Linked DNA regions of Homo sapiens: region 2 is linked to region 1. A link is an interaction called in ENCODE POLR2A ChIA-PET data of the cell type or tissue named here. Cell type or tissue: A673. All regions are shown on one strand. Links, peaks and the distances in the headings refer to the core of each region. The heading gives the core; the rest is flanking DNA. Region 1 has its middle 64 kb from the start of NACA2. Region 2 holds the start of TBX4 (T-box transcription factor 4).

Region 1 (15,617 bases), core at 3,795-11,794:
AGATATTCACCCTCTTCTCTCATTGCTTTTATTAACTAAACTTCTTAACTCTTGGTCAAAAACTTTTAAAGTGTGAAGAAACACAGGACTTGAAACTGACAAAGGAAGCCCTTGTGATATATACAAAGGTCTCAACAAAGGGGATGAGAACCTACGTTAGGTGATTTGATTTCAGCCATCCTTGATTTAGTGAGCTTTCAGATTTGCACCTTACTTTACTTTTGTTTTGTTTTGTTTTTTTCTAGGTTTAAGCTTTGTCTTTTCCCTCTCTCTTTTTCTTTTTTAAACCTTTGGAGAACTTTTATTTTATGCTTCCTTATTTAGCTTTGTAACAACAGGAGTAATTGCTTTAATACTGCCTGTCACTAACGCATTTTTAACAGCTTTATTGAGATATAATTCACATACCACACAATTCATCCACCTAAAGTGTACAACTCAATGATTTTTAGTGTATTCACAGAGTTGTGCAACTATCATCACAATCAATTTCAGAGCATTTTTATCACCTCAAAAATAAACCCCATACCCTTTAGCTCTCTCTCCCACTCCCTTTTCCCCTCACGCTTCCTAGCCCTAGGCAATCACTAATCTACTTCCTGTCTCTATAAATTTGCCTATTTTGGACATTTCATATAAATGCAATCACACAATATGTGATTTGTGACGGGCTTTTTTCACTTAGCATAATGTTTTCCAGGTTTGTTCATGGCATACTATGTATCAGTGCTTCATCCTTTTTATACCCAAATACTATTCCATTGTATGCACAGACTACTTTTGTTTAAACATTCATCAGTTAATGGACATTTGCATTGTTTCTGCTTTTGGGGTATAATGAATAATATTGTTACAGACATTCAAGTGCAAACCAGATACAAATATTCAATAACAAGTATTGGGTTGTTTGAAGATGTGGAGAAATTAGAACCCTCACACACTGGTTTGGAATGTAAAATGGTGCAGCTGCTTTGGCAAAATGTCTAGAAGTTCCTCAGTCATCATAGTTAACAAATGGCCCAGCAATTCCACTCATGGGTCTTTTTTGATTCTAGCCATCCTAGTAGAAGTAAAGTGATATCTCATTGTGGTTTTGATTTGCATTTCCCTGATGACTATTGATGTTGAGTATCTTTTCGTGTGCTTATTGGCCATTTGTATATCTTCTTTGTAGAAACATCTATTCAGATCTTTTTCCTTTTTTTTTTTTTTTTTTTTGAGACGCAGTCTTGCTCTGTAGCCCAGGCTGGAGTCCAGTGGCACAATCTTGGCTCACTGCAACCTCCGCCTCCTGGGTCTCTGTTCAAGCAATTCTCCTGCCTCAGCCCCCCGAGTAGCTGGGATTACAGGAATGTGCCACCATGCCCAGCTAATTTTTGTATTTTTAGTAGAGACGGGGTTTCACCATGTTGGCCAGGCTGGTCTTGAACTCCTGACCTTGTGATCCACCCACCTCAGCCTCCCAAAGTGCAGGGATTACAGGCATGAGCCACTGCCCTCGGCCTCCTTTTCCCATTTTTAAATTGAGTTATCTTTTTATTATTGTGATACATGTCCCTAATCAGAAATATGATTGCAAGTATATTATCCCATTCTGTGGGAGAATAAAACAACACAATATTTTACATCAATATTTACATCATGAATATACGTCAGTAGAATAGAACTGAAAATCTAGAAATCCTATGAAGCCTAATGTATCTTTATGCCAGTACCACACTGTCCGGATTAATGTTGCCAGTACCACACTGTCCGGATTGATGTTGCCAGTACCACACTGTCTGGATTAATGTTGTCAGTACCACACTGTCTAGATTAATGTTGCCTTGTAATAAGTTTTGGAATTGGGAAGTGTGACTCCTTCAACTTTGTTCTTTTTCAAGATTGTTTTGGCTATTCCAGGGTCCATCAACTTTCTACATGAATTTTAGAATCAGTTTGTCAATTTCTACCAAGAAACTAGCTGAGATTCTGATAGGGATTGTGCTGCATCTTGCCATCTTAGCTATACGTCTTCTGGTCCACAAATATGAGATGTTTTTTCATTTATTTAGATCTTTACATTTTTCTTTCAAAACATTTTTGTAGTTTCCAGAGTATAGTTTTATACATCTTTTGTTAATTCATTCCTAAATATGAATTTTTTTTATGCTATTGTGAATGGAATTCTTTTTAAATTTTAGTCAAATTGTTCATTGCAAGAAATGTTCATAGAAATACAGTTTTAGGCTGGGCGTAGTGGCTCATGCCTGAAATCCCAGCTGCCCAGGCGGGCAGATTGTCTGAGCTCAGGAGTTCAAGATCAGCCTGGGCAACACGGTGAAACCCCATCTCTACTAAAATACAAAAAATTAGCTGGGCATGGCAGCATGTGCCTGTGGTGCCAGCTACTCCGGAGGCTGAGGCAGGAGAATTGCTTGAATCCAGGAGGTGGAGGCTGTAGCGAGCCAAGATTTCCCCATTGCATTCCAGCCTGGATGACAGAACGAGACTCTGTTTAAAAAAAAAAATGTATTTTTGTATGTTAATTGTGTATCCTGAAACCCTGCTAAACTCATTTATTAGTTCTAATAATTTGTGGATTTCTTAGAATGTTCTACATAGATCATATCATCAGCAAATATGGATAGATTTAGTTCTTCTTTCATCTTCTGTTTTTTGGAAGAGTTGGTCAAGAATGGGTATTAATTTTTCTTTATAGGTTTGGTAGAATTCACCAATGAAGACATTTTTCTGGGCTTTTCTTTGTGGGTAGTTTTTTTTTTTTTATTACTCATCCAATCTCTACTTGTTATCATTTTATTCAGATTGTCTATTTTTTCTTAAGTCAGTTTTGATAATTTTTGTGTTTCTAGGAATTTTTCCATTTTATTTAGGCTATCTAATGTAGTGGCATACACTTGTTCATAGTATTCCTTTATAATCCCCACTTTCATTTCCAATCCTAGTAATCTGAGTCTTCTCTCTTTCCTCTTTGGTCAGTCTAGCCAAACGTTTGCTAATTTTGTTAATCTTTTCAAAAACCAGGTTTTTTTGTTTTATTTAATTTTCTCTGTTGTTTTTCTGTTCTTTATTTCATGAATTTTGCTTTGATCTTTTTATTTCCTTCCTTCTGGTTGCTTAAGGCTTAATTTGCTCTTCTTTTTCCAATGTCTTAAAGTGGAAAGTTAGCTTATGAACTTGAGATTCCTCTTTTTTTAATATAAGCATTTATAGCTATAAATTTCCCTCTAAACATTATTCTAGCTGCATCCTATAAGTTTTGGTATGTCATGTCTGAATTTTCTTCGTCTCAAAGCATTTTCGTTTTTTTTTGTTTTGTTTTTTTTTTTTGAGATGGAGTCTCACTGGAATGCAATGGCACGATCTCGCCTCACTTCAACCTCTGCCTCCCAGGTTCAAGCGATTCTCCTGCCTCAGCCTCCCAAGTAGCTGGGATAACAGGCACCCACCACTACGCCTGGCTAATTTTTGTTTGTTTGTTTGTTTTGTATTTTTAGTAGAAAAGGGGTTTCACCATGTTGGCCAGGCTGGTCTCGAACTTGTGACCTCGTGATTCGCCCACCTCGGCCTCCAAAAGTGCTGGGATTACAGGCATGAGCCACTGCGCCTGGCTATCTCAAAGCATTTTCTAATTTCCCTTTTGATTTCTTCCTTGGCCCATTGGTTATTTAAGAATGTGTTAATATCCCCATACTTATGAGTTTTCCAAAGTTCTTTGTGTTATTGATTTCTAATTTCATTTCATTGTGGTAAGAGAACAAACTTGGTGCTATTTTTATCCTGTTATTTTTATCCTTTTATTTTTTTGAGGCTTATTTTATGGTCTAGCATATGGTTTATCCCGGTCTAGCATATGGTTTATGCTGGTCCACTTTTCTTAAGCTATAGCTGCAGATTCCTTAGATCATGAAGAGCCTGAATATGATAGAAAGAAGCACCATCAAACTGGGTTTTAACTCCAGCTTTTCTGTTTAGCAACAATATGGCCTTGGAATGTCCATTTTCCCTCTCTGGGATTCAGTGTCCCTATTTGTATAAAGAAGACCAGTTTAGACTAGAAGACTTCTAAGGCTAAAGGGCTGGTTTTAAATTCCAATTCTTAGCTGGGTGTGGTGGCTCACGCCTGTAATCCCAGGCACTTTGTGAGGCCAAGGCTGGCAGATCACTTAAGGTCAGGATTTCGAGACCAGCCTGGCCAACATGGTGAAACCCCGTCTCTATTAAAAATATAAAAGTTAGTGGGCGTGGTGGCGAGCCCTGTAATCCCAGCTACCAGCTACTTGGGATGCTGAGGCAGGATAATCACTTGAACCCGGGAGGCAGAGGTTGCAGTGAGCCGAGATCATGCCACTGCACTCCAGGTTGGGCAACAGAGCAAGACTCCATCTCAAAAAGAAAAAAAAAAAAATCCAATTCTCTCACTAGTCTGAATAAATCCTTTAATCTCTCTGGAGCGAAGTTTCCTTATCTCTAAAATTAGGATAATAATACCTACATTTCCTGAGTTGTTTTGAGAATAGAATAACATATGCATAATTACTGGCATATGGTAGCCCTTCAATAAATGAGCTTTGTTGTTGTTGTTTTAATGATGAAAATTTTCTATTTGTCCTATGGTCCACCATAACACAACAGGCTAAGTTCACCTCATACAAAAACTTATCTGTTTGGCATTTGCTCCCCAAAGCCACCAGCTGATGTGGCTTGTGCTGGCCCACTTTTATGGTCCACTTTCAGGATCCCATGTATATAATATACTAGAATGAGGCATTTCATCGTAGCATCAATCTGAGCCTCAATGAGGCTTCTTACATAAATGACATTTTCTGTTTTGTACTTGATGTCTACTTTCCTCTTCAGAGATCATGGTATTTCATAACTATTTGCTTTATAATTCTATACTAGGTAGAACTTCTCACCTACAGGGTGTGTAATCAAGTTTTCTAAGATGTGGAGAAGCAGCCAGAGAAACCTGGGTCTCAGGGAAGCCTTAGGACATGGTATGTCCTAAAAATCCAGCCTCATAAACCCTCTCATTTTAATTTCTTTGAGCTCCTTGTCTTCAGTCACTCCACCTGAACATAAAGCAAACAAGATCGATTTTGAAACCCAGCAGGGAAGAAGAAAGAAGAAATTCTATCAGACTGATGTAGGAGGTGGAACTCTACTCTGGAGGTGGGGCTTGGACACTGGACCAAATTGAGGACTAGCTAAAACATCCAGGGCAGAAGCACCTTCCCGTAAGACATGGCCACTAGTGTGCCATGTCAGTTTATCATTGCCATGGCAACACCCAGAAGTTACCACCCCTTTCCCTGGCAACCACCAAACAACCTGGAAGTTACCACCCTCATCCTAGAAATTTCTGCATAAGCTGCCCCTTAATTTGCATATAATTAAAAAGTGGGTATAAATATAGTACAGCCCTGCCTCTGAGCTGCTACTCTGGGCACATTGCCTATGAGGTAGCCCTGCTCTGCAAGGACCCGTACACTGCAGCTTCAATAAAAGTTGCTGTTTAACACCACCAGCTCGCCCTTGAATTCTTTACTGGGTGAAGCCAAGGACCCTCCCAGGCTAAACCTTGATTTGGGGGCTTGCCTGTCCTCCATCAAGACCATGCAATATCTGGAAATAGGAGGGGCTGAATCTGAGAATAGAACTCACGGCACCAAATTTATAGATCTTATAAATATGGGAGAGGAAAGGAAAGGTCATTTTTTGGGGGGAAAAAGGAAAGGAAGTTCATCTGATGCTTACTGAGGTTATCCAGCTACTGACGCCTGAAGAATCAACTCAGGTGTGAATAGTGATTGTAGGGTAAAGCCCCTCTTGGTAAGATACTCCTGGCATAGGATACTATGGTAGAGAATGAATGGGAAAATGGCAGGCATTACTTCAGGTATTTAAGCTATGTTTCTTTGAAGAAAGTTGGTTCTCAGTTGTGCCACAAAATAGGAACACAAAGAGTGGTGAAGAGTGAGTAGGTGGAAGCTGGAGAAGTTGTCTCCACACTCACACACTCTTTCTTTCCAAAGATTAAGTCTGTTAACAACTCCACTATCTCAATTAGGCCAGGTTTTGGCAATGCAGGAATGCAGTCAAGGATAATTTATTCCTAGTCAAGAATTTACTAGGAGTCTACCAGGTGCCCCATCCCACATCCCAGAACAGCAAATTCACTAGAGGAATTGGCAGCTTTTCCAAACCTCTACACTAGACCAGGACTCCAAACGTGTAGCAGCCACAATGCTTTCCTTGGAAGAGCCTCCGAGCTTTTATTAGCTTTTTGCTGTTTTTCTAGGTTAAACCCATTGGAAATTGGATTCTCTTTAAAAAGAAGTCTATTTTGGTTGAGAATACAGAGTATGTGGAATAATCAAGTCAGGTAATCTCTGGGGCTTTGGATTAAGAATTCTCTGCCCATGATGCATCATATTTAGCTTTTATTTTTGGTGAAAGCCTAGTCTAAGAAATTGTATGAAAAAATAAGTAAACAATCACAATCTTTGGAGAATAGAAATGATGTCTGACTTAGCTATTCGGTGAGCCTTGAAGATTCTGGCTTTGTCCTTGCATGTTTTAGGTTAACAGGTGTTTCCAGACAAACGAGTCATGTTTATTTAAGGCCAGTATTGGTGGCCAGTAAAAAGGCTGGACTTCTTGGCTCTCAGATGCAGTGTGATTTTGGATTTTTCTCTCTACTACATTAACCATACATTCTTTAAAGAGTACTTAGAGTCCTGGGAAGGATGTAAAATGTCAACACTGAACTAAGATTACAAAACTCCTGGAATCATAGCAAACATGTTGTTAAGGATCAAACTGAAGATGTGCAAATCAAAAACAATACTTTAAACATACTCTCAGCTTTTCAGTTCATTCTAAAAACTCAACGATTGCTCCAAATTCAGGGCAATGGCACTTCCCTCCCCTTCTAGGTTCTTCTCTGAAGAGCTCGGGGCACTTTCCAGACATGACTTCATTTACTCTCCCTGCAACTAACAGTGTGGGAGAGAAGAGCAGAGCTATTCTCTATATATTACTTATTGAGGAAAAGTGTCCTAGAAAAGAAACGATGTTAGAGTCACATCAGATGTTAGGTGAAGAGTTGTGTGCCTTTTTTGCCTTTGCTAAGACAAAATCCATGGAACGCGAAAGCTGGGAGAAAACTTAGATACCATCTAGTGCGGTGATTTCATATACAAGTAAAATTTCAAAACAATTTTAAGGATCAGCTACATATTTGGCCGAAAGAACACTAGAAAAACAACATTTGTCATCCCATGAAAGCAGGGATATTACAACGCCAAAGAGGTAGGAAGAACAACCTCAAAATACACAGTAGTCCTTCTCAGTAAAGGACCATTTGCAACTTTATATCAACACACACACAAACACAAACACACTATATTTCCCTAGTTTTTCTCTTTTTATCATCATAGACCAACTTCAGTAGAAGGGCAGACGTACAGGAATTTAGCCCACACCTTTATTTTACTTATGAGAAAATTAAGAGCTGGAAAAGGAAGTAGGACTGCCAGATAAAACACAGGACACCCTATTAAATTTGAATCCCATGCAATATTCTGGACATAGTTATGCTCCCTAATAATTTGTTGTTTATCTCAAATTCAAATTTAACGGGGCGCCCTGTATTTTTATTTGCCGAGTCTGGCAACTCTAAAAGGAAGTGACTTCTAGTTACTTGACTTGAAGTAACCGTGTTTAATAGTAAAATTAGAAGGAGAAATCAGTTCCGAGTCCAGTAAATTTTTTTTACTATACTGTGCTACCTTTTAATGCATCATAGTCCTGCTCTAATTCAATATAATTCATCACCCATGCTAATTCACAGCTTGGGTATCTACAATCACCTGCCCACCTCTAATTCTAATTTCATTGTTTGTAATTCTGATACTTTCCTCTTTAGATCCCAAAGATTCTCCCTCTATACTGGCAGTTATTCAAACTTTTTAGCCTCAGGACCCTTTATTCTTAAAAAATATTGATGATCCCAAAGAGTTCTTTATGTATGTGAATTATATCTATCAGTATTTAGTGTACTGGAAACTAAAATTGAGAAAAAATTTAAATATCTTTGTATTAATTCATGAAAAAATAATAAGCCCATTACATGTTAACAAAATAACAAATTTAATTTTTTAAACTATATTTTCCAAAACAAAAATATCAAGAAGAGTAGTAATGGGTATTATCTATTATTTTTGCAAAATCTCTTTATTGTCTGGCTTAACAGAAGACAGCAGATTCTGATATCTGCTTCTACATTTGATCTGTTGTGAAATGTTTTGGTTGAAGTATATGAAGAAAAAGTAGCCTCAGCCAGGTGCTGTGGTTCATGCCTGTAATCCCAGCACTTTGGGAGGCTGAGGTGGGCGGATCAGGAGTTCGAGACCAGCCTGGCCAACATGATGAAACCCCAGCTCTACTAAAAATACAAAAATTAGCCAGGTGTGATGGTGGGTGTCTGTAATCTCAGCTACTCAGGAGGCTGAGGCAGGAGCTACTCAGAATTGCTTGAGCCAGAGAGACAGAGGTTGCAGTGAGCTGAGATCATGCCATTGCACTCCAGCCTAGACAACAGAGCAAGACTCCATCTCAAAAAAAAAAAAAAAAAAGAAAAGAAAGAAAGAAAAAAAAGAAAAAGAAAAAGTAGCCTCGAACAGACATGTGGTTGAAAAAGGAACGAGTGTTTCAAGTAACGTTTGGAGATCATTGTGACTATTTTTAAATGTTACACCAAAAAATTGATATTTCTTTCAAAAATTGATACTTCTTTAAATAAATTGATAGTTTCTTAATGATTAGTTGCAGTGCAGAATGCAAAACCTTATTAATAAAATTTTGTATTCCTTTACATTAAAATCATTGGCCTCTCATATACTTTGAGTGGATTACTTCTCCATGAATGATTTTGTCACATAATTCATTGGTAACTTGGAAAACATTAGTTCACTAAGTCATGCAGATCCTCCAAATGTTGGCACATTTCCTTATACATTATCAACAAATCACATTTGTTAATATTTGTGATATTTGTTAATGTCATCATTCACGTGATCAAAAATGACTGAAAAGTTTTCTGAAATTCTGTTTTTGTTTGAAAGTTGGAATTTTATTGTTGGCAACAAATACTATATGCTTTGTTGAAGTGGCAGGCTTGTTTTCTCATCATCGAGAAAATGTCTACCAAATCTGAGTAACCAAAACTTGTCTGTCAGTTGTTTTTCAAGTAAAAATAAGGTGCCATGAAAAAAAGCAGTGAACTCAATTTGCCACTCAAATGATTACAAGATAGTTTTCCTTGAAATGGTCATTGTCCTTTGGTATGCAGCACAAGTGCCTATGTGTGCTTCTCATTTTGCCACACTGGCCCTTAAAAAGTCCTTTACCAAGAGATGAGATTTAGAAAAATAAATGTTACTTCATCAAGGATATTTTCAAATGAAACTGGCTTTTTTTTTTTTTTTTTCCAAGACGTAGTATCGCTCTGTGGCCCAGGCTGGAGTGCAGTGGCACAATCTCTGCTCACTGCAACCTCCGCCTCCCAGGTTCAAGCAATTCCCCCAAGTAGCTGGGATTACAGGTGCCCACTATACCCGGCTAATTTTTGTATGTTTAGGAGAGATGGGGATTTCACCATGTTGGCCAGGCTGGTCTTGAACTAGTGACCTTGTGATCCGCCTGCCTCGGCCTACCAAAGTGCTGGGATTACAAGCACTTTGTAATCCCACCACGCCTGGCCTGAAACTGGCTATTTCTATTTGTTGTTTTGTTTCTGGTTTTAATGTGAGTGCATTGCGATGAAGAATGCAGTGACTACTAACCAGTACAGTTTGGTGATAGCAGTTTTACCAACATTACTTTTCAACCATCAGTGCAAATGTCAACATACTGCAAAAGACAAATTATGCCTTAAGATTATTAAGAAAATAGTTTTGCCCTTTGGACCCCCTGAAAGGACCTTGGGAACCCTCAGTGGTCTGTGGACCCCACTTTAAGATCCACTGCTCTATACCACCTTTGCTCTAACACGCTCAGAACCAGCTGAAATGCTTAACAAGAAACTCAAGGCTAAAACTCATTAAGAGGGACAACTCTTTCATTCCAACTCATCACCACAGTATAAACCTGCAAGGAAGCCTTTTTCTTTATCAATTATGAAAAGATATCTGTGGCCTATGACAGAATAACCTAGATTCTGTGAACTGCTCTCAAATGCATGTTGTTCCTTGGGTCTGGGATGTTCCTTGGCCATCTCCTACTCCTAATTCTACGCATGCTTCTGGGAAGTGTTCTCAAATCCCCTAAGACTAAATTCCCATTGCATTGTACTTATCATCATGGGCAGGGGTTAGGAGAGCAGGGAGAGGAGAATAACATTAAGTGCCTACTGTATTTCAGGCATTATACTGGATACTTAACATTTAATGCTTACAAAAACTGTGCAAATTAATTTTATAGTTTAGAGAGGGTAAAAATGTAGGTACTAAGAAGACCTGTTTGAATCTAAAGCTCTTTGTACTCAATCATGGGTTCGTTTTCTATTGCTTAGGGAAATTTGATTTAGTTACAATTTCTCTTATCTTCAAATTTATAAAGGGGTTTAGGTCAATGATCTCTGATTCTTAGCTCTTTATTGAGCTACTGACCAGTTATTCAGCAATCTATATCGAGATTGATAACCATCATTTTTTACACTTCTCTGCAAATCAGAGAGGGCTGAAGAGAAGCTATGACAGAGATGGGCTGGGGAGGAGCAGAGAGTGGGGTGAGGAGGCTGTGATGGTATGAACTCTGAAAAGATATATTCAGCCCATTCATGGAAATCATCAGATGGCTAGAAATTGATATTCAAAGTCATACTATTAGAAAAGAAGAGTAAGCATACAGGGCATAATTTTGAAAAACAAAATAAAACAAAGTGGGGAACTTTGTCCTGCCAAAAATCTAATTGTTTTGTTTTTTGAGACAGGGTCTTACTCTGTCACCTAGATTGTAGTGCAGTGGCACAATCTCGGCTCACTGCAACCTCTGCCTCCTGGGCTCAGGTGAGCCTCCCACCTCAGCCTCCCAAGTAGCTTCGACTACAGGCACGTGCCACCACACACACGTGCTGATTAATTTTTTTATTTTTTTTATTTTTTTTTTGAGACGGAGTCTCACTCTGTCTCCCAGGCTGGAGTGCAGTGGTGTGATCTCGGCTCACTGCAAGCTCTGCCTCCCAGGTTCACGCCATTCTCCTGCCTCAGCCTCCTGAGTAGCTGGGACTACAGGTGCCCGCCACCACACCCGACTAATTTTTTGTATTTTTAGTAGAGACAGGGTTTCACTGTGTTAGCCAGGATGGTCTCGATCTCCTGACCTCGTGATCTGCCCGCTTCGGCCTCCCAAAGTGCTGAGATTACAAGCGTGAGCCACCACGCCCGGCCTTTTTTTTTTTTTTTTGCAGAGACAGGAGTTTCACTATATTTCCCAGGCTGGTCTCGAACTCCTGGGCTCAAGTGATCCTCCTGCCTTGGCCTCCCCAAGTGCTGGGATTACAGGTGTGAGCCACTGCACCTGGCAAAAAAAATCTAACATTTTGACGCTTGATACTGTAAAGTTATAATGCTTAAGACACAAAAATCATAAACTAAAAAGGAAAAGATTGGTGAATTTGACTATTTTGGAAGTTAAAACTTAAGTTTATCAAATGACCTACCATAGAAAAAATGAAAGACAAGACACAGGCTAGAAAAAGATATTTGAAATCTAGAGAACCCACAAAGGATAAGTGCCCAGGATACACAAAGAATTTCTACAAATCTTTATGAAAAAGACAAATAATCCCTCAAAAAGGGATGAAAGATAGAAAATTATATTTCACAGAAGCTGAAATATGCATGGGTGGTAAATAAATAGATATTAAACCTCACTAAATAGGCAGAGAAATGAGATATTTCACATCCATCAGATTAACAAAAATTAAAAAGTCTTTTAATGCTAAGTGTTGGGAAGATAATGAAACAGACCCTGCTGGTGGGAATGTCATTTGACTCAATGATTTTGGAAAATAAATTGATAATAAATAGAAGAAGCGATTATGCATTCATGCCACGACTCACCAGTTCCAGTTTGCGGATATGTTCTAGAGAAGTTCTCGTTCATGTGCACAAAAAAGATATGCACAAGAATGTTCACACTAGCAACGTTAATAATCGTAAAAAATAATAGGTAGGCTAAATGTCCGTTCACAGGAAATTCAAAAGTAGATGGTGGTATAACCATGCAATACAAGAACATAGAGGAGTGAAAATTAGTGAGAGCTCCAGGTATCTATGTGGATTGCTGTAAGACACAAAATGTTGACAGAAAAAAAGCAATTTTCATAGGCATACACACAGATTACGTTTCTATAAGGTGTTTAAAAATGGATATTAATACTATATATTGTTTAAAGATACAATACATATATAGTAAAATATACAAAAGTGCCTGGAAATGATAAAATGCTAGATTCCCTCATCTAGCGGATTGGAAGGAGGCTACAGCTAGGGAAGGCGACACACAGAGAGCTTCAATTTTATTGCTAATGTTTAATTTCTTAAGTTAGGCTGTGGGTAGAGAGGTGTTTGCCACACTATTTTTTACACATTTTTTATGACATAATGTTTTTTAAACCCAAGGGCAAATGTCTGAAAAATATTTTTTTAGGCGTCTCAAGGATATATATCTTCTCTGGGCAGCCAAACCTTTTTCTTCTATTGTTTTTTAATCAGAATATTGATTTTTTTCATCAGTTGGATTACTTTAAGGCATAGTTTCAGACAAAATAACACAAAAACTCATTCTCACCAGTTAAGTTTCACAGTATCTGCCTTCTGGATTAAAATAATGCAGTGCAGAATTTAGCTTATGTCACGTGGGGTCAAGGGAAGAAAAAAGAAATAACCATATCTGGAAAATAGCATGGAGAAACAGGCCCTGTATGCCCACAGTTTATTTGTTCAGTCTTGTAGCAAGGAGTAAGGGAAACATGAAAATACCTTGGTCATAAATTGTCATGTAAAAGACAAAGAGAAACTCTGGAATATTATGAAACTATAAATTACTTCTGCTGAAAGCGTAGAATTTGCAGTATCCCCTTAACCGAGGTTTCACCTCCCCACTTTTGACAGAATAACTCCTGTTCTTTGGAGAAAAACACATGAAATAAATGTAAAACCCGAGAGGGAAATCATCTAATATGTACACCACCTGCCTAATAAAATAAGAATAAATTTGGTTTTTTGGCTAAGTAGATTTGCTTATGTTTTAACTTAGTTAGAGGCACACGCCATCAAAATTACATATTTATTTTCATTTCAAAAGCACAACACAAAGGGACAAAAAACAATTTTATAATGTTTAAGTGGTTTTGCTTTCAAAAACAGACATCCTATGATAGAATTTCTATTTACAAAATAAGACCCAATCAGTTCTTAGGTTAGCATACAATCAAGTCTATTTATTAATTGTGCTAATGAGATCCTGAAACACCACAGTTTGGCCTCCAGCTCGGCCCTGGGATCTCAGACCTGTGGTGCTGAGTTACAGGAGTACACAGATCCGTTTACCCCAGAGATTGCCAGCACTTTAGTCACCAAGCTAATGGCAGCAGGTACCAAACAATGACCTCTCAAAAATAAACATATCTGCTCTTTTAAAACTCTTTCTCCCAAATCCTAGAAGGCAGCAGGCCTCATGAAGAGCTACCTGCAAAATCCTTCCTTTGAAGAAATACACAAATGAGTCAATCCCCCGTTGAGGGATTTGCTAAAAACAAAGGTCCAGGAAGCCACATAAAAATGATTTGTGAGGCTCCTTGACGCCTGACATTTTTTTTTAAAACGCTTTCTATGCTCCATTTCAAAAAACAATGCATCTGCAGGCAACTTGACTGCTATTTAAGGCGAAATGCTGGTCTCAGATGTATATTTGAGGCATCTATTCAATCTGGAGTTTACTATAGCCAAGGCCTAAACCATAAAAATGGAGTTGGTAATGAAAACACGGAGAACTTTAACTAGAGTCAGTGCCAGATTGCCATTCTGTCTCTTCCAGCACCTTCTACTTACGAGAAGTTACTGCCAAATGGAGCACTGGCAAGTTGCAGAGTGAGTCCCCCTTCCTATGGGCTGATGTGACTCTCACCCTAATGGGACGTGGTAGTGCCTGGGAGCTGCTGGTTGGTGCAGTTGTGCTGGGAAGATATGAAGCTAGAATTTCAGAGGCCCACTCTGCGGGTATCGCTTTGGCTCTATTCCATGTGTTATATTGAATGGTAGAAGCAGACATGTATTTTTCAATAGTCTGTATTCCATACAGAAGAAAGAATGGCCAGTGTTAGTCCAGTACTATATTTTGATTATGGGGAAGAAAAATTACAAGAAACTTAATTCAACAAGCATTCACTATGAATAATAATAACTATGATCTTTGAGGGCTTACAACTTAGCCTTCTGCCAAGGACTTTTCAGACATTGAATTGTGTAATCCTCTTAATATTCCTAAAGATATGACTACTATCCTTGTTTTATAAATGAGGAAACTGAGGCCCTGAGAGATTTAGTAATCTGATTCAGGTCACACTTTTCCTAAGTGGCAGATCTGGGACTTGAGTCCACATCTAGTCAAACAATAAAGCCCTTTTCAATACACTGTAACGCTTTTTTGGAGTTATCTTGTATGTGAACTACTAAAGATGCTGTGAAATCAAAACATTTGGGTATGTTAAAACGCATTATGTCTCCCTGAATGATGTACTATATAGTGGTAGGTACCAGAACTCCATTTTGTAGTGGGAATGCTAAAATATGAAAAGGTTATTTAGTGTAATATAGCACTTTAAGGAAGATCCGTTGTCTTGACCTGACCCTTTAGACTATACTGCCGTAAGAAAGTTATAAAACATTCAGTATCTGACTCCTCTTCTTCTACTACCATGTTTGATCTGACAGTAAAAGTTTACAAAACCCCCTTCGTCCCAGACAATGTTAAATAATGGAAGGGGAAAATTCCTATTTTTCCCCCAAAGTTATTCACAGATAAGTTGGCTAAAAATTCAAAAAATGTATGAGCTCTTTTTGGAATTAATTCATTGAAAAGAACCATTACAGTATCTATATCCCTTCCCATCTGGAATTTATTTTTTAAGACGCTCGTTGCTTCTCACAGGTTCAATGTTACCCATTTCACACCATTTAACTATTGAAAGCACTTGAAATTCCGGACCATAGGAGCAGAACCAGGGTCTTTCCTCGTGATGCAACTAATGTGTCAGACTTGTAAAATAGCTCTTAGTGGCGGGCCTCCATTTAGAGAAAGACGGAAACTAGCTTTAAATACTTAGAGCTTTAATATCTAGTCCATTACACTAAAGCAGGGTCTTGTAAAGAGTCAATTATGGGATACTTCTGATTTGATCCACATGCAAGGGAAATCCGCTTCTTTGCCTTTAAATCCCCGTTGTAAGTGTCTTGTTTAAATAATTAGTGACACTTTTTCTTTGATCAAATTGATTCATATTGTTATTCTTCTATGTTAATTTAAAACTTAATCCACATAAA
Region 2 (15,617 bases), core at 3,922-11,921, 75 kb before region 1:
GGTGGTGGGCGCTCAGCCACCTTACCTCACACTTAAGCAGCCGAGGTGACCTCAGGAATCGGTCTCCCGCAGGCTGGCGAGAGCCACAGTGAGAACGAGGAAACTCCAGACGGCCTCCGGGCAGGCCCCTTACCAGCCTGGGGCGTCTTCCTCGATAATGGAACTGAGAATCAGTCCCTACCTGCCCGGCAAGAAGACGGGAAAAACCTCCAACTACCTTGGAGGAAATCAATAGGATTACGAGGTTAATGCCAGAGCAGGCTGAGTGACAGTTACCAAATAAATGATCTTGGGAGGACATGGCTGAGGTTAAACGAGGCCCAATAAATAAAGGAGCGTGTTCAAAGGAGAAACTTCAGAAAATGCAAGGACGCCGGAGGCGGGGGTGGTGGTCGGGCCTGGGGACTCCTTCCTGTCCTCTCGTCGGGGACCTGTTGAATCTCCCAGAGGAGCCACAGCCCCGGGCCTGCCTTTCACAACCTGCCCACTCGGGTCTGCACCCTGTTCCGTGCCAGTGTTGGCATAGCTCCAGGGCACAGCACTCCTTGGACAGCTGCATCCCCCCAGCTTTGGAGACTGAATGAGGGAATGGAAAGTCTTACCGTGGAGGCCTGACCAGTTAACAGAGCCCCAGCGTGCCTCTGACTCCTTAGAGAAAGGACCAACTGCAGCAAGAGGGGTTGAAGCTAGATGTGAGGAGGCACTTCCCAAACAGATTGATGGACAGAGCTTATGGGCCTTGGAGACAAGGAAGTTTCCCGTAGGCCTTCAGCTGAGTGTCTTTTCTTCATGAAATCTGCTATAGAACGGTTTTGATGACTGAGCAGTAAGCAAAGTCCCTTCTCCAATTTCTTCCAAATCTTCCCACTGATGCCCACATCAAGCCTCCTTCCATTCCCTTTTCTACTGTGCCTGCCCCTTTAGAATTGGGGATTGAAAAACCCAAGCACAGAGAGCAGCTCTGGGTGAGTGGGGCCGGAGGCAGATGGGGGACGTTTGAGGAAGAGGGCAGCAGGGAGAAGAAGGCCTTGGTGACATGGGATGGGGGCACTCAGGAAGCTCCAGGACACGCTTCTTGGGACGGCAATTGGAAAAGAGGCTTGAGCTTGGTACAGACTGCTAGAAGGGCCCTGTGATGTGGGGAAGGAGCGGAAGGCACCAAGGACGTGCCTTTTGTTGGAGTTTCATTCAGCTTTGTTGCCATGAGTCATTTGGCTTTGTGTTTATATAGTGCCTTCATAGTAATAAATCAGACTCAAGGAAGGAGAGAGAATGGTGTTCTGAGCCCCCGGTGCAACCCTGTGGTGTGTCCCTCCACACCCAGGGCTGGATTGCCTCTGGGGCAGTAGGTCTGTGGCCAAGTAGGTGGGGTGTGGGGTAGGAGAAGAGGGTTCTTTGCCCGGTGGCCTGTTATAAAGGATTTTATTCCAGATGAAAGCACAATTTTCCTTATCGTCACTTGTTTCTGATGTAGTCAAGAATTTCCCTTTTTAAAAATTTGTGTTTTATAGAGATAGGGTCTTTTTGTTGTTGTTTGTTGTTTGTTCGTTTGTTTTTTGAGACGGAGTCTCACTCTGTCACCCAGGCTGGAGTGCAGTGGCACAATCTCAGCTCACTGCAACCTCTGTCTCCTGGGTTTAAGCGATACTCCTGCCTCAGCTTCCAAGTAGCTGGGATTACAGGAGTGCACCACCACATCCGGCCAATTTTTATATTTTCAGTAGACACAGGGTTTCACCATGTTGGCGAGCCTGGTCTCCAAATCCTGACCTCAAGTGATCCAGCTGCCTCAGCCTCCCAAAGTGTTGGTATTACAGGTGTTAGCCACCGCGCCCAGTGGAGATAGGGTCTTGCTATTAAATATATTGCTCAGGCTGGTCTTGAACTCCTGGGCTCAAGCAATTCTCCCACCTCAGCCTCCCAAAGTGCTGGGATTACAGGCCTGAGCCATTGTGCTGGCCTAATTTGCCTTTTTTTGTCCAAGGCTGTGTTCTCAGCTAGAAAGGGCCATCAACATCATCTTTACACATGAAAAGCTTGCAGCAGAGTCTGTGTGTACAACCCTCGCTCTTCATTCCGTTAGCAATGTGTCCTGGTGAATGAGCACCCCACTCCTGGGGTCCTGCTGGCTTTCTTCCAGTAGCTAACGTGGTAGGAGCCCGCAGGAGACAGAGAATGATGTTCTTAGGAACATCAAGGATACTGGAAGTGCCCTCTCTTGGAAATCTGAAGAGAGAGATGATTAAGTTTTTGGTCCCTGGGTGAGTATTTTATTTTTTAGCAAATGAACAATAATAATAATGAATAGGTTATGATCTTGGGCTCTTGAGCCCTATAGGTCCAATAACCTCTTTACTTACTGTGAGACCTTGGTCAAGTCCTATTTATAATGATACCTGTATTTGAGTGTTACCATGCGCCAGGCACTATACATGTTACTCTTACAACAACAACGTGAAGGAGGCTGTGTTATCCCTGTTTAACAAAGAAAACCTGCTTAGGCTAAGAAACTGGAGAGCAGTTTACTTAAAAGCATAGGCACTGAAGATTCAAACTAGTTTGGCTTTAAATCTTGACTTCATTTCCTGGTTGTATGACATTGGGCAAATTATGTGACCTCAGTTTCTTCATCTGTAAAATTGGGTTTATGATAGTAACCACCTGATAAGGTAGTGAGGCTGAAATGAGATAATGTGCATAAAGTTCTTAGAATTCTGCCAGGCACATTGTAGGTGTTTGATAAATGTTAGCTATAATTGTGAGCCCTCAAAGTACTTTTATCTATGTGCTGTCACTTCATCCTTTCTGCTACCCTATGAGGTGGCTATTGTTATTAAATTCATTTATAGATGAGGAAGCAGAGCCTTAAAACTCTGCTCTAGCCTTAAAACTCTGACCTAGAACATGCTGTAGACCTGAATTCAGGCCTTTAAACTTCAAATTCCAAGCATTTTCTGATAGTCTCCCATTCTTAAATTCTAATTTATTTTAGCCCCTCATTCAGAAATATCCCCAAGGAGCCGAATTTAAAGCCAAATTTGGATTATCTATGCTTGGGAAGAATGCAAAGGAGAAAGGAAAAAAAGGGAAGTGTTGAACAATTAAATAATATCTCTGATTTAGGAATTTTTTTCACCTAGCACAACCCTAGGAGATATACCTTCCTCTGGTAGTGAAATAAGCATATATTTCAGAGAAGTCTTACTGAAGGAAATGGAAGGAAGTGAGGATTCAGGAGCATGTAGTGTAAGGATGGGGGAGGGGAAGCTGACCTTCTAGAGAAAATCCACCAAAGAAAAAGGTCTCTGGATCAGGAGGTCTAGATTGCTCAGGCTATGCAAAACCCAGACTTGATCATTCATTCCTTACCTCTGTAGTGTCTCAAATGAGAGTTAAAGGAGGGATCCACCTGTGCTGTTGGTGAATCACTGTCTCTGCCCTCAGTCCCAAAGGGGCTCAGACCAGTCTGCCTCACCCAGCTCAGAGATGAAGGCAGCCCAGTCCTCAGTTCCTTCTACCTGGAAGTTTCTGGTTCTGCCTGACAGGAGAAGGCCTGAGAGAGCAGGGTGAGAGGTCAGGTGAGCAGACCTGCATCTGTGGTGTGAGGGGAAGCACCTGCAGTAGCAGCAGCTGCCACCTCTACCCATCCCCTGCTTGGTCCTTCTCCAACCTCCCAGAGGGAGCTCAAGCTCCTGCCCCACAGCTTTCCTGAGCTTGCTAATCTGAATGGGATGTGGGCTGAGGAATCTGGAACCAAGACTTGGGGCTACTGGGTGACAATAAAGCTACAGGAGGACAATAAAGCTACAGGGGACAGATCAATTCCCTGCTGCCTCATCCATCCTTTCCCTTTTGGAGGTTAATAAGGATCCTAGGCCTTAGACCACAGCATACACAGAAAAACATAGCTGGGAAAGAAGTGAGGAGGGATTTTGTGTCCTGGTTTTGAATGGGAAGACACGAGCACATGCGCACTCAGGTAAGTATCTTTCATTATGGAGGAAGGCACTCAGCACTGAGCTGGTGAAGCAAGAGGATGGCTTGAGCCCAGGAGTCTTTGAGGCTGCAGTGAGCTATGACTGCATGCCAGCCTGGGCAACAGAGTGATACCCTGTTTCTTTAAAAAAAAAAAAAAAAAAGGAACACTGAGCTGGGAACTTTTACATATGCTTCAGGAGTATATTTAGCTGTAAGTAACAGAGATCCATCCAGACTAACAATGATGAAAAGAAATAAGGTTTATTTTTCTTATGTATAAGAAGCAGGCTGGCACTGGTTTACCTGCTCAATGATGCCATAAGGAACTCAGGCCCTTTCTGTTTTTCCTTGGATATCCTTAACATATTGACTTTCATCCTTCTTCCTTAAGGTCTCTAGAGGGTGAGAACTTCAAGGATCTCATCTGCAGGGGAAAGGAAGATCACATCTTCCCCTTTATCAAGAAAGCAAAATATTTCCCACAACCTTTCTCCCCTCCAGTCTTCCGTTTAGGTCTTATTGGCCAACACTGGATTACGTGGCCATCTCTAGCTACAAGAGAGACTAGGAGAGCAGAGAACAGGATTTTCATAGACCAGTGGTTCTCAGCCTTGCCTGGAACTCCTGGGCTCAAGCTATCCTCCTGCCTTGGCCCCCTGAGTAGCTAGGACTACAAGCGGCGCCACCATGTCCGGCTTTGGCTCTACTCACAGAGATTCTGACTCAGTTGGTCTGGGTTAGAGCTTGGCATTGGTATTTATTAAGTGCTCCAAAAACCTAATTTTTTTAAAAAATTGTAATTGCTTTTCACTACACTATGGTGCCAGCTCATCCTCCACCAAAAGGTCATCCTCAACCAAAGCCACCCCAGGCTCTAGGGAGCCACCCTACTGTGCTGACTGGCATCCCCAACTTATCCTGTAGCCCCTGCTGTCTCTGAGATTGATTATTTAGGTGATTAATTACTCAGCTTGCAGGTCATTCATTAATGAATTTGCTGTTAGTGATGGGTTAGTCAAGTAGTTGGGTAACTAACAGAATGGTCAGTTGGCCTTTCCTCCTGTTTGTGTGTCTAACACATAGTAAGCATTTGATATTTCTTTGGATGAATGAATCCATAAAATAGAGAAAAAAATGGAGTTAATACAGTATCAAATGAGATGGCAGCTGTGAAACCACTTTGTAAATGGTAAAACACTGTACGATATAACAATAAACATTTACATTAGAAACTACTTTTATTTTTTCTTTATTTTTAAATTTTATTTATTATTATTATTTTTGAGACAGACTCTCACTCTATCATCCAGGCTGGAGTGCAATGGCACTATTTCGGCTCACTGAAACCTCTGCCTCCCAGGTTCAAGTGATTCCCCTGCCTCAGCCTCCAGAGTAGCTGGGACTACAGGCATGCGCCACCATGTCTTGCTAATTTTTGTATTTTTAGTAGAGACAGTGTTTCACCATGTTGGCCAGGCTGGTCTTGAACTCCAGGCCTCAAATGATCCGCCTGCCTAGGCCTCCCAAAGTCCTGGGATTATAGGCATGAGCCACTGCGACCAGCCGAGAAACTACTTTTTAAAATTTAGGGCCAGGACAAAGTCTGTTCCTTCACCATTCACCAAAGAGTTACTGTTTCCACATTTCTGATATAGAGAACTACCATGTTGCTCTGCTGGCTCATAAGCCAGATTTTATTCTCAATTATAGCAACTTTGTCAGCACTTAGTGATAGCATATATGCTTACTCCTTTTTCCTTGATCCTAATGTGTTTTTCTACTTGTGTTTTTATTAGCTAATTCTGGTTATAAACCACCTCAAGCCTTTTGCGGAAAAGAGAAAAGTAGAATAAATTTTTAAAATACTTGGGAGCTAGCCTTTATCAACCATGCATTAATATAGGCAATCCTCACAATAAGCTAGTAGGTTGGCGTAATTATCCCCATTTTATATGAGCATTAATGAACTTGCCCAAGGTCACATAGCTGCAAAATGGTGAGCCAGGAATCAGAGCTAGGTTTCAAAACCAAGGTGAGCCTGCTACCAAACCTGAGCACTTTCCCCCAAGCCAACCCAAATCAGTGTGACCGATGTGTGGCACCGTCAGTTATTTGTTTAGCTAGTTGAGGAGGGTTTTCATATTTTGAACTCCTCAAAGTAGTTTTGGAGAAAAAAAAATTGGTCTTCTCCTCTTCTACACAGGCTCTTTTTCAGCAAATACTATGCAGCATCCATTATAAGCTTTTCTATTATTTTACATACGACTAAGAAGAAAAAACGCTGCTAATTAAGCTATGACACACCGCTAGCTATCAGATGCATCTCAGTTTCAGAGATACCAGAATGTGAAAAATGTGTGTCTTAGAGTCAGTTAAATGAGGTATTCCATTCTAATAATGGGGAATGTGCATACAGAACCGCTCTCATTTACTCACTTGCTGGCTGGTTTGCCCCTTCCTTTTTACTGCCAAAAGCTTACCTGTCCCTTCCATATCTCATTTCTCCATGTCATCATGAACCTGTTGATATTAATTTAGACTGTCTGCCATCAGTCTCCAGAAAGCCTTGCACTTATAGGAAGGTTCCAGTCTAGTTTGTTTGTTTTTGTTTGTTTGTTTTATTAAAGAACTATACGATACGATCTCAGTATGAACTTCCTCCAATGACTGTCAACAAATTCTTTCCAGAGTCTGGCCTAGCTCTAGTCTTCCCATAGTACCTGGTGATTCACTGCCCTCCCTGTTCACCATTCCACACAGTAGTTGGTTGCTTAGTCTGTATACTATTTATTTGCAAGGGATTTCCCTACAGGCTGTTGGAGAGGTCATGGGAGGGGGCTTGCGAGCAGAAGCTGAGGCATGTCATCCAGGTCTCCCTAACACAGGAAACACGACTCCCCAGGCATCTCCTGAAACGCCAGGGCCTTCCCTTTCTCCATTCCAGGAGTCCGCAGGTTTGGGGAAGGATTCTGCTCCTCCACTCCTCTTAGATATTATTTCCCCTCCCTGGTTTGAGACTCCATGAGAGGAATGGTGATAGGGTGGTGGGACCTGGTACTGCAATGGTGATAGGGACTTGAGCAGCGGCCCACTGTTGAGGTGGATTTCAGGCTCCTGACAGCAGCAGCGACTGGCTTTTCTGAGTTGGCGTTTTTGCTTCCACCTTTGAGTGCAGGGTGGTAAAGAAGGCATTGATGCTGGCTTTCCATTTCCTAGCATTAGAACAGGGACAGACCCATCCAGGAAAAGAATTTCCCTGTCCTCTCCCCTTCAAGCTGATTTTGAGGTCAGAATCTGGAAAGGGACAGAGGCTGGTTGAGGACACTGGTGGAGGGAGGGATGCAGCCCATGCTAAGCACTAAGGGACCACTCTGGGGATCCTTATTGATGAGGATTCTGCTGTCTTTGCAGATGGGTGGGCAGGCCTATTTCTGCCCCAGGATTCTGGGCATGTGACAGGCGGGGAGGCTGGGGCACGGGCTGGGGTCCGCATGGGTCCGTCTGCTAGTGGAAAGGCAGCGTCCTGTGGGAGGTACAGACAGAGAGAAACAGAGGTAAGTGGAGACAGAGAGCTCAGAGGCTGGGCAGGGAGGTCTAGGTGCTGAGCGGGACTCCGTTTCTGAGGCGGAAAGAACCGGGTGGCTGGGAGCAGGACGCTCCCCAGTCTCCACTTCCTAGACTAGGGCAGGCATTGGGCTTCCTCTTCAGCTCTCCAGGATCTCAAGGAGCTGCCGCGGAATCCTGGCCCTGGGCCGCAGTTTCCCCAGGAGGCTCTGCCAAGCCTGGCACCTTGCAGCCCGGCCTGGGCTCTGTCAAGGCCCGAGCCGGACTCGGCTCCACTCAGAGGCCGGCCCAGCACTTCCCTGCCGCCGCCGCCCCGCACCCGGCCACCGGGCTTCCTCCCAGTCCTCACCCCTGACCTCCGCGGCCGACTTCGAGGCGCGCCAGGCCGGGTCCAGCGCCCGCGGCCCCCTGGGCCGGGACAAGGAGGGCGGGTGAGCAGAAGGGCCGTGCCCAGGGCCTGGAAGTGCAAGGCCGCGTGGTGGGCATGGTAGGGAAGCGGAGCGTGGGCCTGTGAGGCGCGTGTGCGCCTGCGACCTCGGGACCGGGGCTCCCAAATGAACAGCGCGCACAGCTGGGAGCAGGGCTTGGGGAGCGGGGCTCTGCGGCCGGGGATCCGTAGAAGCCGCTGCCTGGAAGCGGGCGCCGGCAGGGGGTGGCCAGACCCGGTCGTGGAGCGTCCTAGTCTTCGGGCACGGCGGGGCCAGGCGAGCCCTCCTGGTTGTCGAGCCTCGGCTGAGAGCCGGGCTGCTCGCCCTTGCTTCCCGCCTCTCTAATCTAAACCATGCGGGGCTCCCAGCCCCTACCCGGCTCGCGGGGCCCGAGGGCCAAGAGGAGGGCACTGGGCCGCGCGGTGGAGGAGCCGGCGGCTCGCGTGGGGCTCGGGATCTTGGGGACCGCGACGCCGGGGAACCCTGGAGCCCCCCTCCCCGGGGGACAGCGGGCGCAGACTGATTGACAGCGGCGACGTCAGCGCGGAGGGGGGGCGGCCCCAGAGGGAGGGAGGGAGGAGGAGGGAATTGAGGCCCCAAAGTGCAGCCTTGGAGATCAAGGGCCCGCTCCAGAGCCGGGATGTGTCCAGCCCCGAGGGCACGGCAGGCAGCTGGACCCTGACCCAGCGGCGCGGAGTCGGAGCCCCGGCCGTCCCGCGCTCCTCGGACCCGAACCTGCAGGGGACCTCGGGCCGCTGGCGCCTCCGCATGCGGCACCGCAATTAGGGTGAGTGTGGGTTCCAGCCGAGTGGGGACGAGCTGGGCGTGCGGGGCTGGGGCCACAGGGGCTCAGGGTTAGGCTGCGGGGACGGACAGGAGGATGAGCTGGAAAGGGGTGAGTCACGCGACCCGGGGAAGAACTTCAGGGGCGGTCAAAGTTGCAGGAAGGCGGCGCGAAGTGCCTTGGGTCGGGCCGCCGCCTCGGCCCGACACCCAGTAGTTGGGGCACGAGCCCTCCTCTCTGAGTAACGCGATGAATTGGGTCTAGAGATCCAAGAGCATAGAAATATCGACAGCGCCAGCACCCTAAGAACAAGGCCGTGACAGGCGGAGCGGTGGCCTGGAAATTGGTGTTTGCAGAATATGCAAGGCCAAGGAAGAGGGCCCCGGTACTGGAGCGAAAATCCGTGTAGATATGTGAGTGATCAGAACACTAGACTCAGAGCCTTTGATGCAATAGACTAGTCAAAATTAAAGCAAGGAACATTATATATAAATAATGATCGATGATTAAAGATTATTGGAATGTGAACAATTACCAAAGAAAGGGCTAATCGGCATAACTGATATAACACGTGAACTTCCAAATAATACAATCATAGTCACTTTCAGAATCAAGTGAAAATAGTAATCACAATTTTTAAAAGGATTAAAGACAAAGTAATTCTAAATAGAGGAACAATGTAAGGACTGTTTATTAAAACCAATTGCACTAATATAACATATAGTAATAGTGTAACAAATTACCAAACTGTAGGAAACTAGCAAACGAACTGTAGGAGAAAGATGAACAATGAAAATACTATTAAGGGAAATACTATTAGTGGTAGTGATATAATAATATAATGTATTATTGATACTACAGTGAACTATTAAAAGAAATATTAACTAAAATCTTAGGAGCAATAGTAATATAAATAAAGACATATTAACAAGAATTGCTGGAGTAATATGACAATTTATGACCAATGTATTAATAGTCACAAGAACATTATAAATAATGGTTGAGTAATAAGAAGTATTGTACCAATGTGATGAAAAATAATCAGAGTATTAAGAGCTACAACAATATTACAAAGTATGACAAAATAACAAGAAGTAATGATGTGATGAGTAACTAGCGAGTTCAGATCTGTAACATTACAAATAATGACAAAGTAACAAGATACTGTCGGGGTGTGTTGAAGAATAATACCTGGAGTGTTATGAGCAAGCCTAACAAAACAAATTGTGGTTAGATAACAAGAAGTATTATAAGGATGTGAGGGAAATTAACATGAATTTTGAGAACAATTATATAACAAGTTATGGTAAACAAGAAGTTATTGAAACAGCGTGACAAAGTATAATCAAAATGAAGAGCAAGCAACGGAAACGTATTAGGGATACAAAGCAAGAATAAAAAATTACAATAGATTAACGTGACCTATTGTTCACTATGTCACCTCGATATTGGAAATAGTATTATGAATGTGCCAGGCGGCCCTGAAATGATGGAACAGTGACAGGAAAACAACAAATTTAGTAACAGTAAGCTAACGAATCAAAGCAGGGCTTTAACCATACAGTATTAAAGATACAAAGTAGTAATAATCCACGCGATAGGATATTCTCAAAGTTCCCGAACTGATCAAAATACTACTATGGTAATAAGGACAATTAAAATATTTTAAAAAGCACGAAATAGTAACAGTTCCCCTAGTGCAAGAAACATATCCCCAGTAACCTAAAAATGAAAAGAGAAATGCTGTCGTCTTTGGAAAACGAGGCAGCTGAAAGCAACAGACCCCATCGCAAAGGCAGCGGAGGTTGCGGGCCGCACCCGCGGAGGAGTGGATGTGAAGGACGAGAGCGGACCGCTATGCGGTGCTGAGTGCGGGACCCCGCGGTGCTGGCGGCGGCCGAGCGCGCCCAAGCTCGAGGTCCGAGAGGACCGCGAGGACGGCCGCCCCGGGCCAGCCGGGCGTGGAAAAAAGGAAATTGCTGGGAAGGGGGCAAGCTGTCCCGAGGTCTGGATGTGGCTTCGTGGCGGAGAGAAAAGGAAGAGGCAAACCCTGAGCCCGGGAGGGAGAGCACTGAGCAGGCCTCGTCCCCAGTCCGAGCTGCGGGACCGGCGTCAGTGGACGCGGGCGGTGAACCAGCTCCTCACAGGGCAGGGCTGAGCGCGTAGGACTGAGAGCGCAGGGCGCGAGCCGCAGGGCTCCGCTGCACGGCTCCGGGTGTGACAAGAGCCCAGCAGAGGACCCCATGGCCATGCGGGCCAAGCGCGAGACGGCCCCTCCTTGCGACCCCGCAGGCCGCCACATCTGGGACCAGCGGATCGCTTGGTCGCTGGAGCCGATCCCGCCGGGGCCCTAGATATAGTTGGACCCAGCGCGCTGGCCGGAGCGGGCAGCTACCCTACTGGCGCAGCGGCCCTGTGTGGGGACTCCTAGGTTTCCGAGGCTCGGCCCGCGTTCGCACGTGGCCCGAGGCGGGTGCTGGCGCTGGCCATGTCCAGCGAGTCTCACTCCCTGCAGGCTGTGGCCGAAGACTGGTCCGCCTGTCAACCTTATCTTTATGGGTTTTTCCCAACCCAGACTGGCCCCGGCCCCTTTTTATCTCCTGGGTTGCACTTGGCTTGTTTACTTTGCGAGGTCCTGGGAGTCGAAGTCTAAGCCCGGGATGAGGAGGCCTCTGAACAAGATGGGCGAGAGGCCTGAGCCCGGGGATGCTCCGGGAGGGCCCGGGGAGAGCGGGAAGAAGGTAGGAAGAGAAAGGCGGGGCATTCCGCCTCAAGAAGGGCCGTCAGACCTACAGAAAGCTCCGCTGGAGCGCCCAGGTCCAGCAGGATGGGGAAGAGCAGGGAGGTGGAAAGGGGAAGCGGAGCAAGCGGGGCACACCCTTAAGGGATGCGGGCAGGCTGGCCTCTCAGGCTGTGCTCTCATCCCGAGGCCCCAGGACCTGCTTCGGGCAGGGAGCAGGCACCTGAGTAGGCGAGGGAATCAGCCAAGACAGCCGAAGAAATGTAGCTGTGCCAGGCAGGGCTAAGCGGTTCCTGTGAATGGGCCCAGCCTGCTGGCCTGGTCCTTCACTGGGAAGGGTGTGGGTCTTTAGGCCCAAAGCAGAGCCCTGTGGCGCTAAAGTGTGCCTGAGTGAGCCTGTAGGTTCGAACTCGAGCACCAGGTAGGGGAGGCCTGGGCTGAGGGCAGAGCCTGGATCAGTCACCCAGGAGAGTGTGGCTGCTCAGGCTGGTGGGATGCTGTGTGAGGGGCTGTGTTTGGGTGTGAGGATGTCTGTGCCAGAACGGGAAGAGGATGTGTGTGGACGGGGAGTGTGTTGGAGTGAAAGCCTTTGGTTCAGGAAGTCTCTACCTCAGTGCTGTCTGAGGGGTTGGGTGAGGGCAGATGGGTGAGCTGGGCCTGAGGTCCTGAGGCCCTCTCTGCACACAGGTGTGGAGCTGCAGGAGCCTGGGCCCTGCCCTCCAGCCTGGCTCTCCTTTCCTGCATGGCCAGGAGGTGTCCTGGCTGTCCTGGGCCCACAGAGAGGCCTGGACCCCAGTTATTGGGGAACAGCCGAGAAGGCCCAGGCCTCAGGCTCCACCGGAGCTCAGTAGGAGTGAGGGACTCGGGGTGCAGCTGTGGCAATGCCGAGAGGGCGGTCCCTCCCCTAGACCTACTCATCACAGAACCCCACACCCAGGGGCAGGCAGACATTGAACTGCCGCAGACCCTCCCAGGTCCACAGCCTGAAGGGAGGAGGCGAGGGACCTGCCTTCCTTGCGGGTTCCCTCCTCCAGCTCAGGAGGGGGCGGGGTCCACGTGCTCCAGGGCTGCCTCCGCGCCCCGCACGAAGTCCCGGAATCGGCTGGAGAGGGCCAGGGGTCCTCTGGCGAGTGTGGACCTGGGCGAGTGACTCGTTGTGTGCTGTGCCCGCAGGAGATGCTGCAGGATAAGGGCCTGTCCGAGAGCGAGGAGGCCTTCCGGGCCCCGGGCCCAGCGCTCGGAGAGGCCAGCGCAGCCAACGCCCCCGAGCCCGCGCTGGCAGCGCCGGGCCTCAGCGGAGCCGCGCTAGGCAGCCCCCCGGGACCCGGGGCCGACGTCGTCGCCGCCGCCGCCGCGGAGCAGGTAGGGCTGCGCCAGCCGTCGGGTAGAAGTCGGGCGTCGGTCTGTCTGCGGGGCCGCCTGTGTCCGTCTTTCCGTCCGATTGTCGGCAGGACTCGCTTTCAGGAGGACCTGGCTGCATTCAGGACGGTCTGCCCGTTCGTTCTCCACTGGACATGGCTCGCTTTCTCTGCCTTTTGGGTCCTTCTCCACTTTGAGCCCTCGGGGCTACTCTGGGACAAGCAAGAGCTAGAGCTAGAGATAGAGGAGAGGGCGGTAAGAGAGAGGGAGACCCCCGTAGCATCTGAGCGAGCCTGGACCAAGTGTCCAGCTCCAACAACCCGTAGAGGGCCTGGGACCCAACGGCGAGGGGGCAGGAGGAGGCCACCCCGCCGGTGCGCACGGGAGCCGCTGCGGGGATCCGAGGCCTCTGGGACGTCGCCGAGGGCTTCACAGTGATAATCGGACGATCACAGCGCACGGGATGCCGCCTGGGGATCTGTGTGCACTATCTGCAGGCGCGCGCCTGGCCGAGGGTGCGTGCGCCTCTCCCTGTCTGTGTCTGCCCCGGGAGCCTGTGGCGATGGCCCGCCACAGAAATGTTCATGAGTGAGCAGGAGTGTCGTCTAACCTGCGCTGGCCACTATGTGTGTCCTCTGAGGGTTCCTCCGTAGGTGCAGCTTTAAAGGAGGAAGTTTTAGCCACCGATTAATTCTTTTATATTCACGAATAGTTCAAAATCGTTCTGTGAAACGAAATCTGGAGCCATGGGCTCCGGGCGGGCAGGGTTCCGCACAGCTCTTCGGGTCTGGTTCTTCTTTCCTCAGGCTCCGCGTGGAGCCCTGGGCCTGGCAGACACAAGTTTCTCTCCCTCCCATCCCCAGACCATCGAGAACATCAAGGTGGGGCTGCATGAGAAGGAGCTCTGGAAGAAGTTCCACGAGGCGGGCACCGAGATGATCATCACTAAGGCTGGCAGGTCAGCGCTGGGAGATTTACTTCCGGGGATGGCGGTGGGGAGCAAGGGGGGCCAGGGAGGTCCCTTAGAAGTCCTCTCGGCCCCGGCCTGGTGGCCTGTGGGAGGCCTCTCTGCCTCCTCGGGCGTCAGTGCCACCTCCCTTCGCAGCTTGGGACTGGGCCGCCAAAGCCCGCAGGGGGCCACCGCAGCCGCGCGGGCCTTGCGGGAAAGACCGAGGGGAGGGGCAGCGCTATGCAAATGAATCCAAACAGGGATCGCGACGCTCAAAAGTCCCAGCTCCAGCACTTTTGGCCCCCTGGGGGGCTGCTTTGCCCTCCTCTCTTTGAGGACCTGAGGAGGTTTCTCAGGAATGCATTGATTGGAGACCCAGAGATGCCTCTCAGCAGATGGGGAGAGGGAAATAGACTATGCTGTTCAGTTTTCATACATTTTCGTGAGTGACTCGAACCCCAAGTTTTTCATCCCAGGGGCGCCGCTCTTCTGTTTCCATCCCCATCTCTGGCCAACGGGAAAGCACTACGTTGGGCTCCGTGTGTGTTGTTGGGGGAGCGGCTCTCGGTGGCTGCCAGAAAAGGATGATTTATAAAGTGGAAACATCTTTAAAATGCGCTGGTGTCTGTGGGAGAGAACAGGGAGGAGAGGATGAGAGGAGGAAGACTCACGGCGGGGGTGGGGGTGAGTGAGAGATTCGCTGGGGCTGGTGGGGTGGGGGCAGGAGTGTGGAGGAGAACGGTTATCAGGTGAAGGTGGATTGCTGTAGACAGAGACGCTGGCAAGTTCAGGTTCAGGAACTCCCTCCCCACCCACTCTATCCCCTGCACATACACACACTTGATTTCTGTCCCTGAGGACAGATTAGGTGTGAAAATGTCCCTTTGCCTGGATGTGTCTCATAATTGGGATTTTGAAGGAATAAGATGATGAAGGCTCAAGTGCCAGGAATTTGGAGTCAGACCACGGTGGGTGAGGGCTGCAGTTCCAACTCAGCTACTTTCATCTGTGCAACCTCAGACAAGGTGCTTAATGGTCTCTGCTCCCTCCCCACTCCATCTGTAAAAGAACAGGTCTTGCCTCATACATTGTATGTAAAGCACCAAGTTCCTGTCACATGCAAGCACACAAGAAGTGCTAGCGAATAATATTAGCAATAATTAGAGAAGTGTCTGGCGTCCCACTCAGTATTTTCTTCTACTTTTTAGAGAACTCAGCTCTGCTGAACCACTTAGTGAATGATAGACTATTCAAAGGAAACAAAAAGCCGGCTGGTTTGCTGTGTGCAGCGTATGGGGTGCTGTGGTCCTTCCTCTCTGCTCCCTGGCAGGCCTTATAAAGTTTCCTTTCTTTTGTTGAGGGTGGAGGTCTGGGCACTTGGCCACCCTCAGGCCTTAGCCAGGGAGGTGGCATCACCACTCAGGGCCTCTATCAGGAGAGAAAGTAGGTTTAGTTTAGGGCTTGAGCTTGCTGTATTTTGGGGATGGAGATAGGGAAGGAAGACACATGAAGGGGCTGGCAGAGGGTGCGACATGGAGCAGGCATTGAGGACAGTGGAAGCCAGGTGTCACAGGCCCTGCCTCTTTCTGGCTGAGTGTACTTGGGCAAGTCACAGTCTCCTTGTAGCTCAGTGGTGTCAGGGAAATGGTGACCGTAGACCTATCTGCTGTCCCTTCCTTTTCTATCACTGTGAAACTCAAACCAGGGAATCACGTGGATGATGGTTGGTAAATGGATAATCCACTTGATCAAGTGCGAAGGGGAATGGGGCTATTTCTTGTGCCTGCTAGTGTGGAAAGAAGGTAAGAAAGAGAA

The links. Peaks named below come from ENCODE experiments on the same cell type or tissue, not always from the same donor. Only the 100,000 strongest peaks of a DNase experiment are listed, where the experiment ranks them.
Region 2: POLR2A ChIA-PET joins it to region 1 with 10 read pairs; 5 of 35 experiments call an interaction of 5 or more read pairs at or near these places.

What each region holds. Positions count from the first base shown.
Region 1 is chr17:61,519,223-61,534,839 of GRCh38, forward strand. No RefSeq gene overlaps it. Among named protein-coding and RNA genes, the nearest start is that of NACA2, 64 kb to the right of the region's middle. In A673, for the core only: no CTCF peak of the experiment used is centred there; no DNase peak of the experiment used is centred there; H3K27me3 peaks cover 496 bases.
Region 2 is chr17:61,443,821-61,459,437 of GRCh38, forward strand. It overlaps TBX4 (T-box transcription factor 4), which reads left to right and starts at 8,602. Exons shown (of 9, transcript NM_001321120.2): 1 at 8,602-8,757; 2 at 12,668-12,856; 3 at 13,717-13,811. The coding sequence starts at 12,671. It overlaps LOC124904042 (a long non-coding RNA gene), which reads right to left. Exons shown (of 2, transcript XR_007065872.1): 2 at 9,422-14,427. RefSeq lists a silencer at 1-211 and enhancers at 8,572-9,413, 10,214-11,095, 11,096-11,976. In A673, for the core only: no CTCF peak of the experiment used is centred there; no DNase peak of the experiment used is centred there; H3K27me3 peaks cover 756 bases.